Regions from separate parts of the Homo sapiens genome. Here all the other regions are linked to region 3. The links are chromatin loops, found by intact Hi-C in ENCODE. Cell type or tissue: mammary epithelial cell. All regions are shown on one strand.

What was found. Hi-C counts contacts between places; a loop is a spot of excess contacts. Peaks named below come from ENCODE experiments on the same cell type or tissue, not always from the same donor. Only the 100,000 strongest peaks of a DNase experiment are listed, where the experiment ranks them.
Region 1: it touches region 3 in a loop (2.2-fold over the local background); 4 of 110 quality-filtered maps call a loop at or near these places.
Region 2: a loop joins it to region 3, with 2.6 times the contacts of the local background. A loop is called at or near these places in 4 of 110 quality-filtered maps.

What each region holds. Positions count from the first base shown.
Region 1 is chr4:98,443,763-98,451,762 of GRCh38, reverse strand. RAP1GDS1 (Rap1 GTPase-GDP dissociation stimulator 1) reads right to left here. Exons shown (of 15, transcript NM_001100427.2): 15 at 7,905-8,000. Among named protein-coding and RNA genes, the nearest start is that of RAP1GDS1, 190 kb to the right of the region's middle. In mammary epithelial cell, no CTCF peak of the experiment used is centred here; DNase peaks (open chromatin) are centred at 4,502 and 4,862; H3K27ac peaks cover 2,792 bases.
Region 2 is chr4:98,381,316-98,389,315 of GRCh38, reverse strand. All of the region lies in intron 5 of RAP1GDS1 (Rap1 GTPase-GDP dissociation stimulator 1), which reads right to left. Among named protein-coding and RNA genes, the nearest start is that of RAP1GDS1, 120 kb to the right of the region's middle. In mammary epithelial cell, no CTCF peak of the experiment used is centred here; no DNase peak of the experiment used is centred here.
Region 3 is chr4:98,163,010-98,171,009 of GRCh38, reverse strand. No RefSeq gene overlaps it. Among named protein-coding and RNA genes, the nearest start is that of STPG2, 24 kb to the right of the region's middle. In mammary epithelial cell, no CTCF peak of the experiment used is centred here; a DNase peak (open chromatin) is centred at 4,409.

The DNA of each region.
Region 1 (8,000 bases), 280 kb before region 3:
CACAATGATGTGTGAGTTTAGGAAGTGCCAAAGGGAGCACTGAGGCCTGCGGGGCTCAGTTTGTTTATGGAGCAACCCCTGTACTCATGGCTCAGCTGGAATAAGAACGTGTCCACTTGCCTATCTCCTCCTCAAGATCCTCTAGGCATCTCCAACCAAATGTGTCAAAGCCAACTCATTTTACAGGAACCCACTTTCCTTTCTGTGTTCCTCCTTTTAGTTAACATCACCACCATCTTCTGCCCAGTCACCCAACTCAGATACTTCAGAATGATCTTCTTTTCCAATCTCTAGCTCCATAAAAGTATCCCAGACCCTTCCTCTCTAAAAATCCTAGTTTAGGCATCAACAATTGTGAAGTGTTTGAGATTTTACCCTCCTTGCAAGCTAACAAGTTAGCCTGCCACAGGTACATAGATGCTGAGAGAAGGCCTGAGACTCCTGGGTCAGACTGAAAGGACTTTATTATGCATGCACCCCTGGTAAAATGAATCTCATGTTTGCAGTAGTTTCTCTTGCTTCCCAAGTCCGACAGGGAACAGTGGCCCAGATGGATACTTCACACACAGCAGGTTTATGCCCCAGCGAAGGAACTGAGTTTAGGAAACCCCAGTCTCATAAAGGGGCCTGCAAGTGATCCTGACCAAACTTTGCCCCCGAGGGAGACCTTATCTTGATTTCTGTACAGTAAAAATAAATCTGCCTGTCCCAGGGAGACACTGTCTCTATCTTACAAGGCTATTTGGCATATAAAGATCCTTGAAAAGGTAGTTAAAAAGAAAAAGCTGAAGCTGTCTTTCACAGAGGTATGGAAATACAAGATACCCATCGAGAATTGTCTCTCAACATCAGGAATTCATCACAATTACCTATTAATTTCCTTTCTGCTAGCCTGCCCCACCCCCATTAGCAATAATTCTGATTCTAGAACAAAACATAAAGCAAATATACCCATCTTTTATGTAGAAACCTTGGTTTTTCCGTTATATAATACAAAGTTAAAATGGCTAATGTCTACTCCCTGCTCCTGCCATCTCTTCTGCTCTATTTTCCTAGCCTTTTCTTTTGCTCCCACCCTTCCTTCCTATGTACCCTCTGCCCCAAGATGCCCAGAGCACCCAGAGTCACCTCTACAGAACCCCATAACTCTGTTCATGCCTTGGTTAAAGCCCTTACTTGTTTGCTCAATAATCAGGTTCATGTTTATCTTCTTCCAACACAGTGCCTGACATAGTAAGTGTTTAGTAAATCTTTGGGTAGTGAGGAAGGCTGTTGAGTTAGAGAGTCAGGCTTTTTGGTGTATTTTTGAACTTTGAGGGTTAAAACTGGTAGCCCCAGTTGTTTAAATCCTTTGGATTCTGTTGTCATGAGGTCTGTGGCCATGGCCTTTAAGCAGAACAAATTGTCCTAGGGGAGATTTTGATACATTAACGACTAGCTTCATGAATCAAGATTTCATTCCATTTGAAATAATGGAAAACCCTGCCTGAGGGATTTCAACGTCAGGTGTGTGTCTCCTGCCATCAGCATGAGGGTTCTCAGCATAGGGCCGCTACTCCAGCTTATTGATGCTCCTGTGGACCCAGGCTCTTTGTACCTTTCTGTTCCACTGTCCTTAAGGTACAGGCCTTCATCCTCAGGTTTCTACCTAATCGTTGCTGAAGGGCTGCATATTTGAGGCAAGAAGGAGGGGAAAAAAAGGAAAAGGTGAAGGGACAAAACAGCATTTGCCCAGCAGGTCTTTTCCTTTCTATTTACTAAAGGATGCCATATCTGGGGATTTCTATGGAACTGTAGCACTAGCTTGGAAAGCTGGAAAATGGGACTATTTGAAGCTTGACGTACTAGTCTCTGAACAAAATCGGGGTTCTGTTAATAAGGAGAGCTGGATATTGAAGAAATAATTCATATTTGCCACAAAGACATTTTTTGAACACTTATTGATACTATATTCTTTTTTCAAATATGGTAGGGATGTAAGAGTTCTGGCATGTTTTTGGCTATGGGTTGGCCATCCAGAGCAAACGCAAGGTTTGGCAACTATTCCTCTGCCATTGCCATGCTCTAGCTCCCGGTCTATGTAACCCTTGTTAGCTTAAGGCAAGGAGAATTATCTGGTCTTTCTTTGAGCCCACTGGGGCTTACTCACTCTGGGGTATATAGGGAACATGCTGTTCTTCGGTACATGCTGTCGTTGAAACATTTAGGAGCAGAATGTTTCTTTTCACTGGAATCTTGGCTGGAATGGAGCAGAACTTCTAATTATATGAGTCCTTTAAAATGAGGAGGCTCATTTCTGTGGGGTTGGCTATAAAGAGGAAATTGTGGTTGATCAGGTTAGCCTGGGAGGTTGGCAGGTAGAGTCTGTGTTAGGAATTCTCCAAAGGGAGGCCTCCAAAAGCAGAGCGCAATAAGCCTGGGTGAGCAGGCTTCCATATTATATAAGATCCCCTGACTCATGGGATAAAGATGATGATGAAGATGTCTTTGGCCTGAGGAGAAGGGCTATATTCCTGATCCAGCTAAGGGACTTTCTAAATCCCTGCAGTCCCACAAGCTGCTGCCAGCCCTGTGAGAGGAGAGGGAACAGGAGGGCCAGCACCAGCTCCCTCCTATCAGCAGGATGTGGTGAGTGCAGGCTTGGGCATGGCTTGCAGCTGTTTTCATGTTCCTGCCACTTGTCAGACTGCAGCTGTCACTGACTCTCAGGATGGCAAGTCTTCTCTGGGGGACTAAAGGCAGTGCAAGTTTGCACAGGTCATATAAATGACCTTGGGTCAAATATTTGGATCTTCCTTAAACATGGCCTTTCCCATAGTGCTGTTCTCTGTCCCTAAAAATCCATTTCCCTTTCTCCTGCTCTGGAAGCAGACAGCCTCCATCCACAGGGTCACAGATGCATAGGCTTCCAGGGGCTATGCAGTTTAGGTGAATGGCCAGGTGGGGATCTAATCCAGTAGAGAGACATATCCTGTCCAAAGGGGGCCCCACCCACATGCTCTTCTCCTGAAATGTAGAGTCCCTGGTTTCCAGATCTCCTCATTTTAAAAGAAAAGCCAGAGAAATGGATTTTTATGCAAAATCACTTACATTTTAAATGTTTAAAGCTATTCATTTTTTCTCCTTTTCTTCTTCCTTTTTTTTTTTTTTAAAAAATACCAGGCCGGACGCGGTGACTCACGCCTGTAATCCCAGCACTTTGGGAGGCTGAGGCGGGCGGATCACAAGGTCAGGAGATTGAGACCATCCTGGCTAACACGGTGAAACCATGTCTCTACTAAAAATACAAAAAATTAGCTGGGCGTGGTGGCGGGCACCTGTAGTCCCAGCTACTCAGGAGGCTGAGGCAGGAGAATGGCGTGAACCCGGGAAGCAGAGCTTGCAGCAAGCTGAGATGGCACCACTGCACTCCAGCCTGGGTGACAGAACAAGACTCCATCTCAAAACAAAACAAAACAAAAAACAACAACCATGTGGCCCAAACAACATGTGTGAGGGCCCCTAGTTTGTTTGCCATCCCTAGTCTATAGAGGAAGAAACAGATTGGCCAGGTGATAGAATCATGAAGAGCATGAAGAGTGTTTAATGATGACTCTTGTGGAAGAAGAGGCCCTCCACTCCTTCCCTCCCCTCTCCATGTGAGTGGTGCCTGGAGAGTGTTGATCAGCTTGGAAGAAATCAGAGTGGTGGTTCACAGGTTTGTTTAGAGGCGCAAATATGTTGCTAGCAGTTGATGGCAGTGCTAAGAGGTGATTAGACTCCAATCAGCTAAACATCAGTTCCATAGGTACTTGTAGGTATGCTCTATACCTCTTCTGATACACTCTGAACGCACTCTGATACATTTGGTAATGGGGCGGTGGTAGATGTTGCGTGGGTGTAAGTGATGTAACGCTTGGATGCCCAGGAGGAGGTGCTGTTGTGGGTTCCCTCGGGAGAGTGGGGAGGGCTTGGTTGGAGCAGAGTGTTCAAGAGGTGATGAAAAGTAAGGGTGTATCAGGAAGGGTTGCACAGAGGCTGGGCAGGGCAGCTCTGCCTCACTGAGAAATTTGATCAGGATCTCTGAGGAAGAAAGGATTGGGGCTTTGATTTAAGAATTAGGGGCAGAAAATAGAGGGACTGGCAAGTCAGATAGTTTTTAATTGAGGAACTACCCTAGCATCTGAAAACACACACAACCTAGCATTTGGGGTTTGTTTTTTAAAAGTCAGAATATATCTTGAATGTCTAGATGCAGGAAAAGGTTAAGATTCTGGTACAGCCATATAATTAAAGAACATGGGGGTATGGTGGCTCATGCCTATAATTCCAGCACTTTGGGAGGATCGCTTGAGTCTGGAAATTCAAGGCTAGCCTGGGCAACAAAGCAAGACTTCATCTCTGCAACATTTAAAAAAAAAAATAGCCGGGCATAGTAGTGATGCCTGTGGTCCCAGCTACTAGGGAAGCTGAGGTGTATCAGTTGAGCCCAGCAGGTTGCGGCTGTGGTGAGTCAAGATTGCGCCACTGCACTCCAGCCTGTGCAAGACCTCATCTCAAAACCACAAAGAACACAACAAAGAACAAAAAATAGGCAGCCATTAAAAAAGAGGTTTATAAAAACTTGAGTTGTTAGTAACATGAGAAATTCTTAAGTGGGGGGAAAAAAGGATATAGCTACACATGGCACAATGCTTCAACCATGTAAATACACCCTGGGCAACTGCTGTGGGCAAGCATGCCAGAAGGTCATTCTGAAACTTTGCATCAGACATTAGGCACAGGTATAACAAAGCATGCTTTCTATGAACTAACTGTCAGATCATATTATAACACAAATGCGAGGCCGTTCTCTCATTAACAGGAAATGAATTTTTGTCAGATGGTTTTCTCAGGTCAGTGAACATCTTGTTCTCACTTGTTGTGGCTTAGGGGAAGTCACTGTGTTTCACAATCACGATAGGGTAACAAGAGGACAAGAAATAGGCGAGTGGGAAGCAAAGGAATTAATAGTTATTACTTTGGGATATGATGAATCTACATGGACACTCTGCTGTGTTACTTCCTCTAACTTCTGCTGGGTACTAGGGGATGAGGCTGTGTGGGTGAAAAGAGCAGAATATGATTCATTAACACCTCTTCTACTTTTCTTACCTACACAAAAAAGGAAGTCATGGTAGGAGAAGCATGGTAGAGAGTGGGTTGCATTCTGGAAACTTGAGAAAAGGGAGGGTGGGGCAACGGAACTGTCTACCTACCGATAGTTGGCTTTAGCCGAAATTAGGAACTATTTTGGGTTCCTCCAAAGATGGGTCTGAAGTCAAAGCTCCTCTGGTTAATATTTCCTCACATCATCTTAGAATTGGATTCAATCATCCCTTCCTTCCTAAGTTCTAAGTGTTTTAGGTATCTGTCTGACATGCCTATGCTAGACATCAAGGAACTAAGCACCAAGATGCTGAGCAGAACCTCCCTGAAGGGAGGTCAAGGTCAGAGGTGCTGACCTTCTCTGGTCCTCCTGCTAGTGGACCAGAGAAGACCACCAGACCAAGAGAGCAAAGGTCAGAAGAACCGCAGGCAGCAGTACCTACCTGGCTTGTTTTGTTTGATAATTTGGTTCCAATATATAAAAATGAATTGTCATCATATTAAGTTCCTGTCTAGTGTTATAAATAGGAGACAGATGTGTATTGTCCATTTTCAAAGTGTTAGGGAGAATCTCTGTGGCTACAGCTAAAAAGCTCAATTTCATTAAAAATTTTATTTTTATTTTGGGACAGACTCTCACTCTGTCATCCAGGTTGGAGTGCAGTGGCACGATCTCGGCTCACTGCAACCTCTGCTTTCCAGGTTCAAGGGATTCTCCTGTCCCAGCCTCCTAAGTAGCTGGGATTACAGGTGTGCACCCTGATGCCTGGTTAATTTTTGTATTTTTAGTGGAGACAGGGTTTCACCATGTTGACCAGGCTGGTCTTGAACTCCTGACCTCAAGTGACCTACACGCCTCAGCCTCCCAAAGTGTTGGGATTACAGGTGTGAGCCATTTTGTTTCTACATTACAAACTATTAATAGGCATACTGTCTGCTGTTTGGGGGTTGTTTTTTGAATCCTTTTAGTTGGGAATCCTGCAGCAGTGAGAGAGGAGTATATAGGTTAGGCCCTAAGATATCACAATTCCATCTCACCTTGTCTTGAACGTCTAAAAGTTCAATTGTCATGAAAATCCTAAGGGAAGTAGGGATTATTAAACTTGTCATATTGAGAAATCAGGCCCAAAGAGTTTAAGTAACTTGGCTATGGTCACACAGCTAGTATGTAACAGACCCAGGATATGACTATAGATTAGACAGCATCCAAAGACCACACTCTTTGCACTGTATCACCCTTTTAAAGTACATAACTTGAGTCAGACACACCTATAAAACATACGCCTGTAATCCCAACACTTTGGGAGGCCGAGGCGGGTGGATCACTTGAGGTCAGGAGTTCAAGACCAGCCTGGTCAACATGGTAAAACCCTGTCTCCACTAAAAATACAAAAATTAACCAGGCGTCAGAGCACATGCCTGTAATCCCAGCTACTTGGGAGGCTGGGACAGGAGAATCACTTGAACCTGGAAAGCGGAGGTTGCAGTGAGCAAGATCGTGCCACTGCACTCCAGCCTGGACGACAGAGTGAAGTTACATGGCATATTATTTATATGTATATAGGCAAAGTTAGAGATCACACCTGTGAAAAAAGACCTCAGTTTTCCTGGCTACAGCTATAAAGATTCATCCCAAATATTATTACATGCTTTTTAATAGACACTTGTGTAATACAAATGTTATAGCGTCCTAATGTTAAGTGGCTTTTAAGCTTACTGATTCCAGTAACAGCTGGATACAAAGGGTAATGCTCACCTAAATGTCTTAATGTCTAGATATCCTCACCCAGTATGTTCAAGAGAATTAGATAATAAGCCTCCTAATTATAACAAAGAGCATTTCTTTTTGAATTCTTCACATGTAGCATTTTTCAGAACACTTCAGACTAATGCTTGCATATGAGAACTGCATTCTATTCAAGAAATCATTTTAGATGAAAAAGTTTTCTTCTATGTCTCCATTCTTATCAGACAGTATGCTCAAAACATGTTTTTATCATGGAAAACACTGGGTTATGGGCTAGTGTTTGCTTTGAGCACAATGAGGTTATGGTCTAGGTGGGTGGGCTGGCATGACTCCAAGTTGCTAATGGGGTTGGGGGGAAAGGGGTATATTCTAGTGCATTGCACTCAGGCATCTTCTTTGCTTGTATTCCTGCCCTTTTCATCTATGTTCTAGTACTGGCTCAAGATTGACAGTTAAAGCTTTGTTGTGCTGTTCTTCCCTCCTGTTGTCTCCCTTAGAATGTACTCTTAGTGGGTAGCAAACTAACTTAATAAATAGTGGCCTCTAGGACTAAGATTTAGTAGCAGGAGATAAGCGAGAGTACAGTCTGTAGACTCTCCCATCCACTGCAATGGCACATCAGTGTACCATCTAATTTGGTAGCCCCTGTGATAAGGGCACAGCCTTCTGGTCTTTCCGTACAATGATGAGTACTTTGAATTGCACTTTATTTTGCTGGAGATGGGAGTTCCTAGCATATTAGCAAATTGATGGCTGGCAGCTGGCCTAGATGGTAACTTCTCTCACATTTACGATTTTAGGATGCTTTTGTTAAAATTTTTTCCCTAAAGTCAGACAAACTATCAAATCTCAAACTTTCTATCAGTCAGTCAGTCTATCTTTCTGGAATTAGTTCAGGCAGTCTGGAAACTTCATGGATGCAGGATTCATTCATTCAGTCAACAAATATTTGTTGAACATCAATAGCAAGCCTTATTCTAGGAGCTGGAAATAGAGACAAAATATACAAACAAACCAAATGATGCCATTATAGCTTCATATACTATTTATTAAGTTATTAATATGAACAGATATGCAACATTACAGATGTCTTTCAAAGCCTGTAATAAAATATAGTCCACTATCC
Region 2 (8,000 bases), 220 kb before region 3:
AGAGAAAAAAAAAACACACTTTTACAGAAACAGGTTGATATAAATTTCCACTTCATGGACAAAGAAAGAGGCCTCCTAGAATATGGTTCTCAAAAAGTGTCCCTGGAACCCTTTCAGAGGATCACAAAGTCAAAGCTATTTTCATAAAAATCCCAAGATTTTATTTGCTCTTGCCACTGTGTTGACATTTGTACCAATGGTACGAAAGCAATGGTAGGTAAAACTGCTGGCATTTTAGCATGAACACCAGCAATGGCACCAAATTGTATTAGTAGCCATTGTTTTCTTCACCATCACAAATAGTAAAACAAACTGCTATTCTTTGCAGCAATTTTTTTGGGAAAATATTTTTCATAAAAATGTTATTTCTGTTAACATATAATAGGTTTCTTATTTTAAAATGAAATACTAAATAATTTTAAATATTTTCTTCATTTAAATTTCTAATTCAGTAAATATTGACAGACATAACCCAAATACATAAAAAAAGTCTTCTAGGTCTTCTATAATTTTTAGACATCTAAAATCATAAGACCAAAATTTAAGAACCAGTGTCAAAGGACTACCTAATTTTAAAAAAAAAAATTTTTGAGACGAAGTCTCACTCTGTTGCTCAGGCTGGAGTGCGGTGGTGTGATCTCAGTTCACTGCAACCTCCGCCTCCCAGGGTCAAGCACTTCTCTTGCCTCAGCCTCCCGAGTAGCTGGGATTATAGGCCCCTGCCACCACACCTAGCTAATTTTTGTATTTTTAGTAGAGACAGGGTTTCACCATGTTGGACAGGTTGGTCTCGAACTCCTGACCTCAGGCGATCCATCCGCCTCGGCCTCCCAAAGTGCTGGGATTACAGGTGTGAGCTACAGCGCCCACCAGGGCTATCTCATTTTTATAAGAGATTGGGAGGTGAGTGGGAAACATGGTAAATATTCTGAAGTTCAATGATGTGCTTAGCAGAAGTGATAACAGGAAAAAAATTAGATAAAAGCTTGGTAGGAATCCTAGATTTTGGCACTCTGATATTTTCAGAGAAATAACACTAATAAAGCTCCTAACATCTCATCATGCTTATTTGAGAAGAAACTCTACTTAAGCCTAAGAGATCATTCCAGATTGAGTCTACCTATTTCAGTTACTATGTAGATGTTACAATTCAGTAGGTGGCGGTGCTGTTTTTTGAAAAGATTAAGTAGGGGTCCTGTTTGTGTAGGATAAGTTGATATTCTTATTGACATAAACAAATGATTCATTTGATCATCTTTTTTATTGCCCAAAGAAAACTTGCAAATGTTTTTCAAAGGATAATAGCTGACATCCATGGTATCATGAATGTTATCAGGAGTATGACTTTTAAGCGAAAGACAAACAGGAAGAAATTCTGAGAACTAGAAATAGTTCTTGTTCTCTAGATACATTAGGCAGATTAAGTGAAGCAACTGCAAGACTACTACTTCTGCCTCCCTCAGTGAATATCAGCACCTCCAGGAGAATGTTATCAGAGCTCAACAAACACAGCAATTCACAAAAATGTAACCCAGGCCCATACATAGCAAACACTTATGTGTGAAAGACAGTCTTTAGACAGCACAATGTCATAAATGTCCGAAGACTCTGTTTTAACTGCTCCTGACACACATCACAGACAAACACTGACCAAATACAGATTTACGAAATTACATAATATCAAAATGACACAGGCCCTACATGATCTATGGGGAGGAAGAGGAAGAAAGGCACTGAGGGGGTGCAATACAGATGCATATACAAAGAGATATAAGGCAATCAACGCATGCGCTGGTGTGAACACTTACCTACCTACATTTGAATTTCAATGGTTCCAAGTTCTTCAGGTCACACTCATGGAAACTCCAAAGAATGGAGATCTGGAGAGAAGATCTCAAGTTGAGGAACCTTTTCCCCCCTGAGTTTTAAGTTTAATGTTTAAAACATTGGTATAACTAGATTATAGGTCCAGAAAAGTATGCTGAGAATTCCAGTGATTCAACTGAAGTTACTAAAAATAAGTTTGTTAAGAAGATTATAACAGGTTTACCTTATTCCTAAGGCCTTATAGACAATGTTATAAGATTAAGCTTTTTGGTAAATAGAACTTAAGAATGAACTTGTAAAAACAAGACAAGACACAATTCAAAATACAGTCTGTACATTAGTACGTAGATATATTATTCACAGTATAATGATATGATATTGCCATTTACAGGCTTGCATTAAAAATCCCATCTACAGTCAAATGAGTTGAGCATAGTTGAAACAGTGAAAGAAGCAAATAAAACTCTTGATGAAAAGTTCTAATACAAATTGGCTAAAAATCATTTGGGCATAATAAAGACTGAAGAAAACTACCTTTGATTTAATGACATATCTGTATTTCCAAAAAAGGATATGAAAATTAAAAATTAGAAACGATACAACTGAAGTAGAGCTTCAAGTTCAAGCAAGTTTTAGCTCTATTATAACACTGCAAAGTAAACTGACTTAAATATGGCTACCAAGAGGATGATTAGTGGTTAAAAACTTTATATACTCAAATGTTTATAAAGTGGAGAACTTTATTCTAAGCCTAGTGTTGAGGATATAAAAACTAGATTACTTACATGTGTTTAAAATTCAATTATTTTAAAGCCTTCTTTATATCAAACATGCATGTGTTTTGCACCCAGATTGTCGCTTTAAGCCCCATTATACATTTCAATGATACATAGAAATTTCAAAAAAAAAAAAAGCCAACATTCATTAATATTGACAATATTGGAGGTTTAAAACAATACATTTATACATTTCTTCCTAGTCGCTAACAAATAAAAAACTAGAAAAGATAATTCTAAGGTTCTTTCTGGGTTCTGAAAATAAAAATTGTCTCTACATGGCAAAATTTCCCTTTTGTAAAAGTTTTAAATATAAATGGCAAAATTATATGTGTGAGATTGATGTAAAACAGAAGCAACAACAAAAAAATGCCAAAGCAAAAATCAACAGATAGTAAAAATATTTTATTATTCTTAAGAAACTTATTCATTTACTGTTCTCAATATAATGACAACTAGAGTGATTATGCCTTAATCTAGTAGATAATTTTTCCCCATATTTACTACAGGTTAATTATTTGTTACAGATCAACTTTTGTTACAATGAATACTGCTACAAAAAAATTCTATAGATATGTTTATTCTGATTAAAGAAAACTCTACGCTTTCATCTCAGAAAAAAACTGGTCTTTTAAGTTAAATGTCTTTTTTTTTTTTAAAGAGGACTACTGCCAGCTGTTGCTTAAGCAGCATTTATTAAGAGAAACCAATTCAGTCTCTGCTTTCATACAGCACTGCTGAGATAAAGACCACATCTACAGTAAGTATAAATTTAAGCCTGAATTTTTGTACAGCAAGTTAAGCTAATGCCAAATTAATTTATATTCCAACGTGTATCTTACAAACATATGCTTAAAAACATAGAAATCCCTTCTTTTACAAAAGAATATATTAGCTTAAAAAAAACTTTTCTAGTTACCATGGGGCATTATTGTAATTTAGTTTTTACAGTTTAAAATTGCACAGAAGTTATTTGCAAGGCAAAAATTCTGTTAACAAGATACATCTGCATATTCAAAAGCATTTCACTTTCTAGTTTTTCAAGTAGGACTTAAAAATTTTTTAGTAAATAAAACAATATAGGCAGTACAGTATTAACTGGATTTTACTTATAGTTAAAAAAACAGGATTAATAATCTTCATAAAAGTTAATTTACACATGATGCTTTTCTGGGTTCAGCGCCTCTCTGAATGGACTTTGTAAATGGCCTAAATTAGACACGCAAATACAGATATCTGGCTAAAACCTATTATTTACCTCTGATTTTAGCCTCAGCTTTTGAAAGGCCAAACAGCTCAATGCTTACTTCAACATCATTTCTGGAACCTAAAAATTTGTGCATGATCAATGATTATGTGCCTCATATCATCATATTTCAACTAGTATAGGAACACTTACAGTAAAGACCTGGTCTTTCAGACTTGTTACTATCTGAATATTTATTTTTAAATATAGGTAAGCATTTCATGTAAAGAGAAAATTTGCCTATATGCTTTATATGTTGAAATTCTATCAGTTGAAATGTAAATGCATATTATTATATTAAAATGCACCAATAATTAATGGTGATATACATCTTGTAAGGATGAAATCAAAATCAGAAAACCAATTTTTCCACTTCAAATTTTCACAATGAGAAAAATCTTGAAAATAATATTTGATAACGGCTATGATTAATCTTCAATCCAGACATAAAGCAAATAAAAATGAGAAAACCATACTAAAGAATGAGCAACTCCAAACATATTTTGCCCTTTCACTGCCCTCAACTAAGTGGGCATCTATGTGGTATTATGATATTAAATGCATTATCATAATCGCAGTAGCAATCTAGAAGCTAACAATGCTGAGAAAGTATTATTCCTGTAATAATATAATGCCAAATTTTAAGTATTAGACTGCTAAAATTACTGACAAAAAGACTATAATAATTTTATTTTTCTAAGATAAAATTTCAGCTTCTTACATTCAGAAGTTCATTCTCTAATGGCCAAAGCTGAATATAAATGCCAATACTTGATCATGTGGAATTAGACCAAAATGTGTATCTGATACACCTCTACTGAAAATCAAGCTCTCAGCCTGTTCATTAAGTAACAGCATTATCATAGAAATAGTCTAGGAAGATTATCACTAAAAGCTAACCTGGTCTAATTGGTCAAATTTAATAGGTTGAATTAGCAAGAGGCACCAGACTAACTAACTGCTCTATTCTTTAGTGAAACAATTTGTTTAAAATAACACTTGTGGTAGAACTTTATGAAAGCAACCTTTTTCAGCAAACTGACTAGAAAGCTGTTGGACAAACAGCAAAAATTCAGGAATTTTTAAAAAAGAGAACAACAGTAAATAAAGAACAACAGTTAGTATAATAAAGAAAGAATAAAAAAGCCTAAGTACTTTTCAGCTGCCCAATAAGTCTTCAACACACTTCATTTAACTCACTGGAGTAAAAAGTGACAAACTGGGCTTCAAAAGATGTTAACTTAAATGTACATCTCCCATGTCTTCATAAATAGAGGAAAAATAAAATACATGTAAGGTAGTATGATGGAAAATTAGTTTCATTAAAAAAGACAGTATCAGAACAAGGATCTCTGAGAAAGAAGAAAAACTTTAAAAAAGATAATAAATTGCAAAGATACAATTTTACCTTTTACATATTGTTTTGTTCTTTTTCCTTAGAGTAAGGTAAAAATAATTTACTATTTAGGAAATATATAAATTATTAACTAGCTTGTAACCACAGTAAGTAAAGTTTAAAAATAGTTCTTCACTCATGTGAAGCAAATCATTTTTCTAAACATCTAACACATCTAGGAAATGCTCTTTTTCACCCGTAATAAAGTATTGTAATACTGAAACATAAGGATAAACATGCAGCTCAGGCCAACATGCTTTTTAGTTTTTAATTATGAACTAAGAAATTGTTGCTATTGACTGAAAGTAGCAGCTAAGATTAATTACACATTAAATAATCTTTAATATGGGGAGAAGTAGTATAGGCCTTTTTTAAACAAGTGAATTTAAACAATGAGCTTAATATTTAAACTCAGTTGTCATGCTTCAATAATATGCCACAGGTGTTACACTTCCTAAATTACATACATGGCCTCCCTTCAACCATAGCTTAATTATCATCAGCCCATGCGACAAATAAATATAAGAATTATCATGTAGGTATCTCAGAGAGATTTCAGGAACTACAAAAAAAGAGAAATTAGTTTTTCAATAATGAGGAGTAATTAAAATATTAGAAAAATCGGCTGTATTTGTAGAAATCATATATACACATATCATACATGTATATATAAAATATAGGTCAGATGAAGAAGCCTAGACTGCATATGTTAATAATTTTAGAAGATACTTTTTCCTTTCCTGATGGCATCTTTCAATTGCCTCTACTTTTCTCTCTTATGGCATAGCTTACGTAAAATAGTAACTTTAGTGTTTAATGCTTATCATTTACCACTTTCTTTAAGAGTTATAATAGAATTTTCCCTCTATTTGTGTCTCTAGCACAACAATACTAGGAGAAAAAGTTAAACCCTCAATTACACCTTCCATGAGATATTTATTGATTAATTACATCTACTTACAACAATGGTGACTACCAATAGATTTGTCAACAAGGTGGTGTTCTGGTCTTTAGTGCTTTGCTTTAGATCACTGGTTTGTTTCTATTCAAACGTGCAATTAATTCAAGTGTACAAATGCAGACTCAACACGCTTGTGGATCACCTATGGGAAATTTTTAATTACAGATCTGGTACTTGTTACTACCAGTGTGTTTTCAATGCCCCTTACTGCTGCCACCATGTATCATACGTAGATAAGGAACATCAACTAACATAGTGGGAAAGAGTTTGTAATGGTTCTAACTTATTTAATGAAGCAAATGCATTCCAATAACATGTTTCTCTTCCAAGTATTGAATTTGCTAATGAAAATTTTAGACGATAATAAGTATCCAGAAAAAGTCAATCAATGAAAATTTTCCAAACTCCTATGTGCTAAAACAGTGTTATATTTGAAAACAGCTGGATGACTGAACAAAATTTTCAGTCATCACTGCAATGTTTTGGCATTGGGTAACCAAAGCTAGGAAACAGATAACAAACTAATGAGATTAAAATACCTACAATTAAAGGTTTGAGTTCCTTGGATTATAGAATAACTAAAGTTGTAACAAAATGAAGAAAAAAAAATAGCAAGTTCAACACATTCCCTCAAACTGAATGTCAAAGTGTCAACAAGCTTTTCTACAGCCATAATTGTCAAATATTCAGGCTATTTTCATGAGCCACAGAATCAAAGAGTGCTTTTTCACCATGTGAAAAACATGTATATTTTTTCCAAAATGGATAAATTTAAAACAATTTTTACTAAAGTTTTGTGTTATTTAAATATTATTTTATTTATGCATTATTGATACAACTTCTTTGGCTAAGCAATTATAACTTTTGCTATTCAGATTATTCTACACTTACCTGAGTATTAACTGCTTCACCAATAGGGAAACAAAAGTATATATCCAGCTCATAGCTTAGAGGTATAGAGTCTTGAGCTAGTTTAAAACTTTTGAAACTGATAAATTATGAATTATATACAGCTTTAGCAAATGGTACAAAAATGACTTTACTGAATATTTTCATAACATATATGACTTGCATGTGTTTAGGAAACTTGTTTTATTCCTTATTTAATGGGTTTAAAAAGTGGATATGCTCTGAGTTTTACTGTATGAACAGGAAGCTTCTGAATCAAGACATTCTAAGTTTCAATTTTGAGACTAATAAATAATTTGAAAATATTCTCTTCAGGGAAACTATGTTGGTGGATTTTTGTGACCACTCTCAGTACTTTTTTTTTATAAGCATACTTTAAACATTTTATACATACAGCTAAAGAACAATAACTTCCTAACTACAGATACGGCTTAAGTTATTGGGTCCAAGGCAGTTAACTTTTCTACTACAGCAGGAAAAAGCTATTTGTCACTCAATATTTTACTTATAAATTAGCAGAGTCTTGTATACTGATGTTCTACATAGTAAATACATATAAAAAGAAACTTCACTTATTAGTGCTAATAGAAAGTGCCTCCTGAGTTTCAAAAAGCTGTTATTTTTTGTTTCAGGGACTTATCTAGGTACACATGATCAATACCAAACAATCTGAGTCAGTAAAGATGATGTAATATTTAAGTCTTCAAACATAAATTTTAAGGAAAAGAGAAAGCAAATAATGGACAAAACAATAAAGACGCTTTAATAATTATGCCAAACATACATAAAAGGATATAATTTCAGTGAACATTAGAAGAAAAAGAATCACTTCACAAATTAAGACACTCGTGACAGACAAAATGTAAAAAGGAAGTAGAGGAAAGA
Region 3 (8,000 bases):
GCTTATTAAGCAACATTGTAATTCTAATTTGGCTTCCTGTGGCTGTCAGAGCGACAAATCTTGGACTTAGTGAGATTTGTATTGTCTGTACTAACCATGGCAAAATTGAACTGCAACCATGCATTTAGCTATTTCTTTACAGATACATTATTAACTATTCCACCCTGGAAACTGAGAGACTGAGAAACAGAAGCAGTAAAATGGCTAGAATTATATTTCAGGTATACTGTATATCTCAGGCTGCAGTGTGAAGATGGGATTTAAAAAATACAATACTGTAATCAGGCAGACAAGTTAGAAGTGTGTTGCTGAGATTGTCCAGGCAGGGGATAATGAGGGCCTGAACTAGGGGTGTGTAGGATTATAGGAATGTGGAGCCAAAACAGGAAATATTTCTCTGCACCTGATGACCAGTCCTAGATACTATTTTCTAAATCTACTCACTTGATAAGTGAGCAATATTTTCTCATTATTTAGATTTTAATCACTCATTACTTATGAAGATGCAGGTTTATTACTTGATTGATTATTTTGCTTAACTACTATTTAACTTTTTAAAATTTAATTTTTCTTTCATAAAATTCTTTAGATTTTGAATAACAACAGAGTCAAACTATTGAGAATAACCAACAATGGCAATAGGGGCGTTTAAACACTGAAAACCAAATAGAACAAATTGAAATACAAAGCAATCCTATTTTACTTTAATGTAATGCATTAATTTTGGTCTGACCTTCAGCTTTGATTTACACAAAGTTGCCTGGGAGACAGAATTTACTGACTCAGCATAGACCAAAGGACTTGTGTTGTAAGAATCTGAAGATTTAATTCTAAGGAATAGAATAAATTCCTCCAGAATTCAATCAGTTCAAAGGCTCAGAAAAATAATTTTTAAAATAAGACTAGAAGAGCAATTCATAAGCAAACTCTATGGAAATATTTTTCTTCCTGGTGTTTATTTATTGTACAGTAAGCAAAGATAATAGCAACAAAGGACTTACAATTTTTTCCATGGACCAAAGATTTTTATAACCCAAACTCAAATTCGAATGATGTACAACTAGCATCTCTTAATTACCTTACAAATCATCTTTTTCTCATTTTCTTTTCTTTTGTTACTCTCAAATACTTCTTAGTATGAAAGTAACATGTAAGCACTATAGCACTGTGAAAAGGATTCTGAAATCAGATCTGGGCTTTTACAGTAGCCCTGTAACTGACACATCACATGTTCATAGCATTTTTTTGAACTTTAGTTTTCTCTTCCATAAATAAAAAATTACATGATTCTTCTAAGGATTAGATAGGGCCAGATTATACATTAAGCACACAGTGGATGTAATTCTCTCTTATTCCACAAGTTGTTTTTAAATATGATAATCATTTACACTGAATTTTGAATTGATTTTACAGGTGTGCTCCAAAAGATCAATGCAAAAAAATCCATACTTGGGCCAGGCACAGTGACTCATGCCTGTAATCCCAGCACTTTGAGAGGCTAAGGTGGATTGCTTGAGGAGTTCAAGACCAGCTTGGGCAACATAGTGAGACCCCATCTTTACAAAAAATAAAAAAAATTACCTGGGCCTGGTGGCACACATGCCTGTAGTCCCAGCTACTTGGGTGGTGAGGTGGGAGGATCACTTGAGCCCAGGAAGTTGAGGCTGCAGCGAGCCATGATCAGAACACTGCACTCCAGCTTGGGCCACAGAACAAAACCCTGTTAAAGATATAAAGAAATAAATAAATAAACAAATCCATGCTTACTTCAGCTTTCCTGAGCACATGTGAGGCTGCCCTTTCATTAAAGTCTATAATCTATACCTGAAATATCTTTACCTTTTTGTTCAGTACTGCCTCCAACTCATAGGAATGCTTAATTAACTGCAGACCAAAACCAAAACAATTTAAACCTTATAATAAGCAAAGGGGAATTTAAGAAATTACAAAAATTCTTGAAAACGACAAGTACTAATTATCCCTAAAATTTCTTACAGTCTTCTTATTTGTGTTATCTGTTTTTTGTTTTCCAGCACCATGCTGTGCCTAACACAGTGGGTATGACTTGAAGGAGCCCTGTAAGTAGGCAATTTGCTGCCCATCTCATGGAGGGAAAAGGTGAAGAACATCCAACACTATTTGCAAAAGTAGATTCTTGCAGCCTGAGATGAATTTTGGGTCCCACTGCTGCTAGAACCAATAGAATCTTTAGTCCCTTGCAGACATCCCCTTTTTCTCTCTGAGCACAAACCACAGATGGGCCGCTCCTCAATCTAGGTCAGAATCATACTGGCCCTAGATCTGTGGTCACCTTGTTTTTCTTTTTTGATAGATGTTAAGGGTCAGAGCATCTTAAGCTAATACTTGATCTTAGTATGTCTTCTGTTCTTTTTGATTTGCCTCAGGAATATTCTTTAGCCAGAGGCGTATGTGAGTTTTTTTTTCAGGTAGAGTTCAGCTATTTGAACAATTGATTTAAACTAGTGTGTGAACCTCTTCTCACTAATGGCCAAATAGCCCATAGTAGCAGCAGGTTCTTCCAAATTTGAAATGTTTGCTTCCTTTAAAATCTCCAGCATAATTCTCATTTTTGGTCTGCAGGGAATGGTTCCTAGAGTTCTCAGCTCAGCTGTCTATCAGAGACAGATGAAATACCATGAATTCAAGGAGTCTCTGACTATTGCCTCTTTTAATTATTTCTCTGCAATGGAAAGTAAAAAGTCTATTATTAGGTGACAACTGATTCAGGTAATCAATTGGATGCTAAACTATCCCATACACAACAGGAAACTTACATGGTCTCAACTTATCCAGTCACAAATTACCAATTAATTATAAAAGGAAAACTAGTAACTTTATAGGGGAGCAACCTGGCAGACAGCACCTTAATTGAGTGATCAAAGTTAACATCACCAATAATGGGACTGAGTGGAGAAAACTCAAACGGTTTTCCTCTGCTTTCACACTACAACAACACAGAATATTTCTGTGACCAGATGTGTGGGTTCCCCCTCTCCCTGCCACACCAAGGAGTTCTGTAGCGGACACCAGCTGGATATCCTCTAATTCAATTCAATTCATTTCTGACAGTATCTTCCTGGAGATCCCATGATTGAGGGCTCAGTCTCCAAGACTGCCTCCCACTCCCCACTTCAGATGTCAGTCTCAAGTCCTAGGTTGTTTTACCTGTGCTTCTGACAATTGGTTATAAATTGGGGTCTCATGACCGCCTCCTCAGATTTGGTTAATTTGCTAGAGCAGCTCACATAACTCAGGGAAACATTTACATTTACCAGTACACTATAAACGATATTACAAAGGATATAGATGAAGAGATGCATGTGCTGAGGCATGGGAAGGGGATGTGGATGCCCTCCCCAGGTGAGCCATCCTCCAGGAGCCTCTATGGTTTTGGCTACCTGAAAGCTCTCTGAACCCCGTCCTTTTGGGTTTTTATGGGAGCTTCATAATATAGGCACTATTGGTTAAATCATTAGCCATTAATGATCAACTTAACTTTCCTCTACCCTCCTCAGAGGTGAAAGTCTCAACCTCCTAATCCTGCCTTAGTTTTTGCAGTGACTAGCCCCCATCCTGAAGCTACCTAGAAGCTGCCAACCATCAGTCAATTATTAGCATACAAAAAGACTTTGGGGATTCTAAGGATTTTAGTTGTATGGGTTGGAGATCAAATAAAGCATATACTTTATAATATCACAGTGACAAATAGTCATCAAGTGCCTCCTGATGAGAAATACTGCTAAGAACAACATGAAACTTATATAGTATTTCTGCCAAAAATACATAACCTTAATGAAACCATGAGGACAGCTCAAACAAATCTAGAGGGAGGGATGAAGCAAAATGGCTGAATAGAATCCTCTACTGATCATTTTCCCAACAGGAACACCAACTTTGACAACTATTGACACAAAAAAACACTTTCATAAAAAACAAAAATCAGGTGAGTAACCAATACCTAGTTTTACCTTCATATCGCTGAAAGAGGTACTGAAGGGGGTAGGAAAAACAGTCTCGAATCACTGATATCACCCCTCCCCAGTCCCCTGGCAGTAGCTTCATGGCAAGGAGAGAGAATCTGTGCTCTTGAGGGAGGGAGAGCACATTGAATTCAGTGTTGCCCTGTTACAGTAGAAGGCAAAACTGGGCTGAACTCAGCTGAAGCCTACCTACAGAGGGGACATTTAGACCAGCCCTAGCCAGAGGGGAATTGCCCATCCCAGCAGTCAGAACCTGAGTTCCAGCAAGCCCTGCCACTGTTGGCAAAAGTGCTCTGGGACTTTAAATAAACGTGAAGGGCAGTCTGGGTCATTGGGACTGCAGTTCCTAAGCAGATCATAGTGCTGAGCTGGGCTTGGAGCTGGCAGACCTGGAGGGCATACAACCTACTGGGACACCAGCCAGGGTGACTAACGGAGTGCTTGCATCTCTCCTCCCCCAACCCCAGGTAGCACAGTTCTCAGCAAAGAAAGTAAGTCCTTTCTTCTGCTTGAGGAGAGGAGAAAGAAAAGTAAAGAGGACTTTGTCTTGCATGTTGGACATCAGCTCAGTCATAGCAAAATAGGGCACTGAGCAGAGTTGTGAGGCCCCCTTTCTAAGCCCTAGCTCCTGGATGACGTTGCTAGATGAGATCCTGGGCCAGAAGGGAACCTTAGGCCTTGAAAAGAAAGACCCAGTCCTGGCGGCATTCATCTCCCGCTGACTAAAGAGCCCTTGCACCCTGAATAACCAGCGGTGATAACTAGGGAGTATGCCATGTGTGTTGGGCTGTGAGACATGCTGACTTTAGTGGTGACCCAGCACATTCCCAGCTGTGGTGGCTGCAGTGAAAGACTCATTCTGTTTGAGAAAAGCAGAAGGAAAAGTAAAGTGGACTTTGTCTTGCACCCTAGATACCAGCTCAACCACAAAGGAGTAGAGTAAAAAGCAGGCTTTTGGGGTCCCCGCATCTAGGCCTAGGCTGCTGGACAGCATTTCTGGACCTTCCCTGGGCCAGAGGGGAGCCCACTGACCTGGAGGGTGAGTCTCAGGCCAGGTAGCATTCATCATAAGTTAACCGAAGGTAACCCTTGGGCTTTAAGGGGACATCGGTGGTAGTCTACTCCAATCAGTTGCAGGCTTTAAGAGAAAAAGACAGAGGTACCTCATAGAAGAGAGAATTCTGGCAGCAGACGCCCTTTGGACTCCAATTCTTCCTTGCCAGTCTTCCCTGAGTCTCTAGCCTGCTTGCCTACCCTGAAGATTTTGGAAGTTATAACCCCCACAACTGTGTAGGCCAATGCCTCACAATAAATCTTTCTCTTTCTTGACACAGACAGACACACACACACACACACACACACACACACACACACACACACACACACACACACACACACCTATTGCTTTTGTTTCTGGAGAAACCTGACTTACATAGTTCTCTCAACAGGAATAGCCTTGCCAGCAAGACAAATGTACACACCCAGTGCTTAGATGGGCTTACCTGGGTGATTCCTCTTTTAATCTACTTCCGTAGCCAATCAATATCTCCCTTTCCTTTTTCTGGATACATTCATTCATCAGCTATATTAATATAGTTAATAAGGAATAGTCAACTGTTGCTTACTTGTCTTGGCAAGAAGTCTGTCTTTCGAGTGACTTGACCTATAAATTGACTATATGTAAACACATAGTTTACCTCTTTAAGGACAATCTTATTTACCCAATATTCAAATTCTTGTGAGACCATCACTGCAGCACTTTGTACTAATGACAGTAGAAAGTAAATTAATGTTTTACTTATAGCTGCATTTGAAGTTGGTATACCAGACATTTCCTAGACATCAATGGCTAGTCCAATTGTGTAAGATGATGTTTGGGAAATCTCTTAAGCATTGTTCTTCCTTGTAATTATTTCACTTGAGCTTAGGTATCCTGCTGTTGTATTATTTCCATGTGCCTGCATTTGCATATTTCCATTGTGATAAACATCTGCACTCATCTTTACTTTCTTTTCTCCTGTCTTAGAAAATGAAGTGTCCCTCCTACTGCTCAACCCACTGCCATTTGCCTTTTGCCTTTTCCCCACCTAAAGACTGAAACGATCTTTACTGAAATAATGTATTAAAATTGCCAAATTCACTGGAGTCTTGTCAATCTTTATCTTACCAAATCTCTCTTTATTTCTGATTGTTGAACAAACACTTTTCAGAACTCTATCCTTTCTGCTCTTGGCTTCCCTGACATTATTTATTCTAATTCTAACCACATATGCCTATAAGCCCTGGACAATTTTATTATTTTCCTTGATAGGCTCCTCCTCTTTTGCTGCCAAATCATTAATCATGATTTGTTTCTGTCTTCAGGCACTGCTTTTCTCTCTTTTTCTCCTCATGTTGGATGACCACTAACATGTTTTTTATTTATTTATTTACTTTTTTGGGGGGAGACGGTATTATTACGGATTTGAGTTTTATTATTACTCAAATCCGTCTCCCTGAGCGTTCGAGGACAGGAGTTTTTAAGGACAACTTGGTGTGTGACAGGAAGCTAGTGAACCGGGAGTGCTGATTGGTCAGGTCAGAAATGAAATAACAGGAAGTCGAAGCTGTCCTCTTGCACGGAGTCAGTTCCTGGTTGGGGGCCACAAGATCACATGAGCCAGTTTATCAATCTGGGTGGTGCCAGCTGATCCATCAAGTGCAGGGTCTGCAAAATACCTCAAGCACTGATCTTAGGAGCAGTTTAGGGAGGGTCAGAGTCTTGTATCCTCCAGTTGTGTGACTCCTAAACAATAACTTCTAATCTTGTGGCTAAATTTGTTAGTTCTACAAAGGTAGTCTAATCCCCAGGCAAGAAGGGGGTTTGTTTTGGGAAAGGGCTGTTACCATCTTTGTTTTAAACTATAAACTAAGTTCCTCCCAAAGTTAGTTCCGCCTATGCCCAGGAATGAACAAGGACAGCTTGGAGATTAGAAGCAAGATGGAGTTGGTTAGGTTAGATCTCATTCGCTAAGTTATAATTTTGCAATGGCCGTTTCAATCCCTCCCTGTGGGTTTTATAACACTTTAATCTCAAGATGTTGGCTAAACAAGATGAGAAACAGGCAGAGACCACCCTAACTTCTTCCTGCTGATCAGGGGCATAGTGGTGGTAGGCGTTGACCCCAAGGTAAGAGGAGTGGAATGTCTTTGCCACTGTCTGAGCATACTCACTTAGGCCTGGCTGTGGTTCCAAGGCTTGCATGGCAAAAACGTTAGTATTGTCACCTATAGTTTTAGCACCACATTTAAAGGAAAAGCATACTATAAGATAAACAATGGGCATGAGGGTAAAGAGGGCAATTCCCAGTTTTAAAGTAAAGATTTGAAAACATTAGTTTGGGGACTTGTAGTCCACAAAGAATTTAGGATTTATTCCAAACTGCAGGGAAAAAACAAACAAACAAACAAAAAACAACCCAAGAACAGCTAAGAATGTATATTATAGTCTTTTTTAAGCACAATTTTTCTCTCTCCAGTCCCCATTTTTATTAAAAGCAAGTCATGATAGGATTGATTCATTTGCAAACTAAACTTCAGTCTTATACTTGGCCTGATTATTTGTATAAAGTACAGCAAGAATAATTATTTTTCACATAGGCTCTTTAATATTGGCTTTGCTGAAACTTTGTTCTATAAGGAATCTGAGGTTGTACTTTTTTTTTTTGAGACGGAGTCTCGCTTTGTCACCCAGGCTGGAGTGCAGTGGCATGATCTCGGCTCACTGTAACCTCTGCCTCTCAGTTTCAAGCAATTCTCCTGTCTCAGCCTCCTGAGTAGCTGGGATTACAGGTGCGCCGCCACCAAGCCTGGCTAATTTTTGTATTTTTTTTTTAGTAGAGACGGGGTTTCACCATATTGGTCAGGCTGGTCTCGAACTCCTGACCTCAGGTGTTCGCCCACCTTGGCCTCGCAAAGTGCTGGGATTACATGCATGAGCCACCATGCCTGACCAAAAAA